Regions from separate parts of the Homo sapiens genome. Here region 2 is linked to region 1. A link is a loop called in an ENCODE intact Hi-C map of the cell type or tissue named here. Cell type or tissue: endothelial cell of umbilical vein. All regions are shown on one strand.

Region 1 (2,500 bases):
AATAAAATTTAAAATTCAGTCCCTCAGTTGCACTAGCCACATTTCAACTGCTCAAAATCCACACCGGGTTAGTGGCTATGATACTGGACAATGCAGATACAGAACATTTTCATCACAGGAAGAAGTTCTACTGGTCAGCGCTGGTGACACAATCATAAAAGGACCTTAGAAAACCTCACTTACTTCTTAGCTCCCACGATCCTCGTGCTCCTCTGCTGCTTAAAGGTTGTGGGTCCCGAAGTCTAGCAAATCACAAGCACACGAGTGAGTGCTAGGGACCTCTGAACCTCGACCACAAAAAGACGAATTCCCCTATGCCCAGAAGAAATGAAGTTCTCCCGGGGAAACCACCTCAAACACAAGAAGGCAACACCTTTTAGGAAAAATATGCTGTCCTATCTTCCAGCAGTGCAAAGGCGGGTAACAATACCAGAGCCTTCGTCTTCCCCCATTCTCAAAGCCCTGTCCCAGGCTCTAAAAGGGAGGCCAAAAGAAAAGACAACGGATATGAGAGACATTGGGGATGTAAAAGGAATAGAAACTAATGGTAATGTGGCGAGGAATTAAATCCAAGGAGGTGGGGAACAGGCAGCAGAACGTGGGTAAAGAAAAAGGGACAGGTGATCTGATCTAGAAGGGTGGGGCCTACGATGGCCTCTGATAAAACCAACTCAGCATGGGACAAAAGCGAGGGACCGCGTGTTCCGGGCTCGACAGCGCTACCTCTAAAGCATAACGGTCAAACCAAGAAACTCACGGCGGGTACAGCACCGAGTCTGGAAGACATCACTCCCTCTCCACGCCTAACAATTTCACCCAAGGGCTCCGGCCAGACCAACGCCACTTCCGCTCTCCTCTCCCGGATGTGGGCTCGGCTCCGCCTAGCCCTCTTCTGAACTTCTACTTCCGCCTAGCAGCTTCCGAGGGGGCTGCGGCCGGAGCGAGTCACGTGATGAGTCACCCTCCGATTCCTCTGAGACCCCGCCCCACTGGGATCGCGACGCGGGACCCGGGAACCTATGGGTGGGGTCTGGAGTGAAGGGGCGGAGCTTGGAGCCTCGGCTGGGCCTCAAAACCCCTGGCTCTCATTCCGAATCTTTGCACAACTCCTCGTGTCCCTCCAGCCTGCCTTCCCCATCCACCCGCCCAGTGGTCTCAGTCCAGATGCACAGGAAGATCATTTACTGCCCCTTTATTCATCTTAGAGAAATTACAGACCCATTCTCACCCGCCTCCCCCCCGGTAGAGAGAAATGGAAGCCTTTCCACGCTGGGGGCGCAGGAATTGGAGGCAGTGGCTGAGCAGGAAAGAAGCCTGGAAAGGGCAGCACGATGAAGACTTAGGACAATGAATAATAGGGGCGGACCTCGCCTCATCGAGTAGCTTCAGGCCTCCACACTTGCCCTGCTTTGGGATTTTTATGTGTGGTCCCGAGGAGAGTTGTTTGATTCTTGAAATCTCTAGACAAACTATGGCTGGGCCTCTCTCCAGGGAAACTGTACTTGAGTCCCTCCTTAAGGGGACTGCGTCGGCTCCTCTCAGAGGGACTGCAATGGTTCCTCCCAGAGGGCCTCCCTGGCCTCATCTCAGAGGGACTGTGACGGGTTCTCTCACAGGAACTGCGATGGCTCCTCTCAGAGGTCCTCCCTTGCCTCATCCCGGAGGGACTGCGATGGCTTCTCTCAGAGGGACTGTGACAGGTTTTCCCAGAGGAACTGTGTCCTCTCCTCTCAGAGGGACTGCAACGGCTTCTTTCCAAGGGACTGAGGTGGCTCTTCTCTGAGGGACTGTGACTTCTCTCAGAAATCCTACGATGGCTCCTCTCAAAGGACCTGTGAGATCTCCTCTCAGAGGGACTGCGATGGCTCCTCTCCAAGAGACTGTGACGGCTCCTCTCCAAGGGACTGTGACGTCTTCTCTCAGAGGGACTGTGATGGCTTCTCTCAGAGGGACTGTGATGGCTTTTCTCTGAGGGACTGTGATGTCTTCTCTCAGAGGGACTGCGATGTCTTCTCTCAGAGGGACTGCAATGGCTTCTCTCAGAGGGACTGCAATGGCTTCTCTCAGAGGGACTGTGATGTCTTCTCTCAGAGGGACTGTGATGGCTTCTCTCAGAGGGACTGTGATGGCTTCTCTCTGAGGGACTGCGATGGCTCCTCCGAGCGGGACTGCGATGGCTTCTCTTAGAGGGACTGTGATGTCTTCTCTCAGAGGGACCACGATGGCTCCTCTGAGAGGGACTGCGATGTCTTCTCTCAGAGGGACTGCAATGGCTTCTCTCTGAGGGACCGCGATGGCTCCTCTGGGAGGGACTGCGATGTCTTCTCTCAGAGGAACTGCGATGGCTTCTCTCTGAGGGACTGCGATGGCTTCTCTCTGAGGGACTGTGATGTCTTCTCTGAGAGGGACCGCGATGGCTCCTCTGAGAGGGACTGTGAAGGCCCCTTTCAGAGAGACTGTGACAGCTCCTCTCGGGGGGACTGCAGTGATTTCTCTGAGA
Region 2 (2,500 bases), 88 kb after region 1:
TTAACAATCACTGTATCTCCAGGTTTTAATATAATGCCAGACACATAGGAGATGCTCAATAAATATTTGGTGAATAAATGAAAGAATGAATGAGAAAGCGAACGGAATTAAATGAGATTATGAATGGAAAAGAGACTTAAAAGCTGACGCAGTCTACAAGTAAGGGATTGTTAAAGCAATTATTATCTCCCTCACTCTCTCCCCTCTCCTGTTAGCCCCTCGGGCACTGGAGGTGGAATTCCTCTTCCCAACTTGGCTCTTCCACGCGGGGAGGAAGGGGATCTCCCAGGTGCCGGAGACCCTAGCACCCGCGTCTCACCCCCCACGCCCCCGCCGACTCGTCCGCTTCAGCTGGGAGAGAGAAGGGATAAGGGATGGGGGCTCCGGAGGCGCCATTGGGAGGGTCGTGGGAGGAGCCCCGAGAGGACGGGAGTGAGGGGGCGGGAGGGGAATGACGGCGGCGAGAACCCCGGCTGGGCGGGGCGGGCCCGCGCGTCCCGGCCGGGCTGCGGCGGAGCGAGCGGGGCCAGCGCTGCAGAAGGCGGCGGCTGGCTCTCCGGGACGGTCACATCCCGCTGCAGGGGCGGGCGGAGGCCGCCGCACTGCCTCCCGCACCGGGGACCCAGGCCAGCGTCCGGGCAACGCCCCCTGCTCCCGGACAGACTCCGTGGCCCGCTCGAGCCCTGGGGGCTCCGCAGACCCGCGCCCGCTCCGCCCGCAGCTCGGCCCCGCGCTGCCCGCGTCGCCGGGCCCGCGCCGGGATGGGGTAGGGGCAGCGCCACCGAGTCGGGCGATGGGCCGCCCTCTGGGCACCGAGCAGCCCCCCGAGGCCTGACCAACCGCGAGGACCGGCGGAGGTGGGTGTGGGCAGGGCGGACCGCACTCTGGGGCCGCCCGGGCAATGCGGGGGCGGGAGGGCGTAGAGAAAATAGGGCTGTTGTGAGCTGTGGGGAGCCCAGGAGAGCTGCTGCCCCCCGACCTCCGTGCGTTCTGGGCAGTCCTTGACCCCCCACAACTCCTGCCATCTCCAGGAGCCCCGCCTGGATGTCAAGCGGATGCCAAGCGGATGCCACAGTTCCCCCCCCAGCGGACTCCGTGGGGACATGGCTTCGCTGGTGCCCCTTTCCCCATATCTAAGCCCCACGGTCCTCCTGCTGGTCAGCTGTGACCTGGGCTTCGTGCGAGCAGGTAAGTAAAGGGGAACGGGGCTGAGGGTCAACCACAGCTAGTCAATGGGTGAAACCTGTTAAACACCCTGGCTCCCGCAGACCGGCCTCCCTCTCCTGTGAATGTGACGGTCACTCACCTCAGAGCCAACTCGGCCACTGTGTCCTGGGACGTCCCAGAAGGCAACATCGTCATTGGCTACTCCATTTCCCAGCAAGTATGAATCACCCTTCTGCTCCCCCAACCTGTGTCCTTGGATTTCGGCACATTTCTTCACTTAAGTGGGGGGGATCTGGAAGCTGGCGTATCCTGGCTCAGGCTGCCCTTTTCACGCTACTCCCCCGGAGTGCTTGGATGTTGAAGAGTCTCTGGTTGAGCCTTGTGGCCTGGCACTGGGGTGAGGCTGTCCTCCTCTCCCCTCATCTCCCTGCAGCGGCAGAATGGCCCCGGGCAGCGTGTGATTCGGGAGGTGAACACCACCACCCGGGCCTGTGCCCTCTGGGGCCTGGCTGAAGACAGTGACTACACAGTGCAGGTCAGGAGCATCGGCCTTCGGGGAGAGAGTCCCCCAGGGCCCCGGGTGCACTTCCGAACTCTCAAGGGTTCTGACCGGCTACCTTCAAACAGTTCAAGCCCAGGTGAGGATCTGTGCTATTGGATTCTCTGGCTGCTTACCTGGCTTGCAGCCTCTTACTTACTTCCCCAAGACAAGCAACAGACTAGCTGAGTTGAATAGGATGATTTAATTCATTGTACTGCCAGGAAAGGAAAGAAAAGCAGGTGGGAAGGGGATTGGGTATAGACAGGCTGGTATTGAGTTGTTTGGGGGAAGGCCTTTTAAGCTTCCTGTTACCCAACTTCACATCAGCTGCAGCCTGCATGAGTGAGTAATTAACCTGCAGCCATCCCGCTTTTTGGTCGCTAACCACCTGTCCACCAACGGCTTCCTCCCAGGGAGGGGCTACCCTACACTCCAAGGGCAACATTATGATGGGTCCACCCTTTCTAATCCCCAGCATCTCCATCCTGCATGTCTGCAGTATGGACCCCAGTAACCTGGAGTCTGCCTTCTGCCTTCTCCCTTCTCAGGTGACATCACAGTGGAAGGTCTGGATGGAGAGCGGCCACTGCAGACTGGGGAAGTGGTCATCATTGTGGTGGTGTTGCTCATGTGGGCTGGTGAGTAAGCAGCTAGACAGGGGACCAGGGACTCAGTAAAGGTGTGAGGTGGCAAAGGTTGTCAGGAGAAAAAGAAGTGAGAGATACAGTGGCTCACGCCTGTAATCCCAGCACTTTGGGAGGCCAAGGCAGGCAGATCACCTGAGGTCAGGAG

What was found. Hi-C counts contacts between places; a loop is a spot of excess contacts. Peaks named below come from ENCODE experiments on the same cell type or tissue, not always from the same donor. Only the 100,000 strongest peaks of a DNase experiment are listed, where the experiment ranks them.
Region 2: a loop joins it to region 1, with 7 times the contacts of the local background. A loop is called at or near these places in 38 of 110 quality-filtered maps.

Annotation. Positions count from the first base shown.
Region 1 is chr2:27,581,400-27,583,899 of GRCh38, reverse strand. SPATA31H1 (SPATA31 subfamily H member 1) reads right to left here. Exons shown (of 5, transcript NM_032266.5): 5 at 1,178-2,500. The coding sequence ends at 1,373. ZNF512 (zinc finger protein 512) reads right to left here and starts at 858. Exons shown (of 14, transcript NM_032434.4): 1 at 758-858; 2 at 184-242. The coding sequence starts at 787. RefSeq lists an enhancer at 611-1,060. In endothelial cell of umbilical vein, no CTCF peak of the experiment used is centred here; a DNase peak (open chromatin) is centred at 939; H3K4me3 peaks cover 1,430 bases; H3K27ac peaks cover 1,375 bases.
Region 2 is chr2:27,493,235-27,495,734 of GRCh38, reverse strand. It overlaps FNDC4 (fibronectin type III domain containing 4), which reads left to right and starts at 535. Exons shown (of 7, transcript NM_022823.3): 1 at 535-857; 2 at 1,032-1,188; 3 at 1,269-1,384; 4 at 1,601-1,805; 5 at 2,257-2,346. The coding sequence starts at 1,056. In endothelial cell of umbilical vein, no CTCF peak of the experiment used is centred here; no DNase peak of the experiment used is centred here; H3K4me3 peaks cover 1,352 bases; H3K27ac peaks cover 246 bases.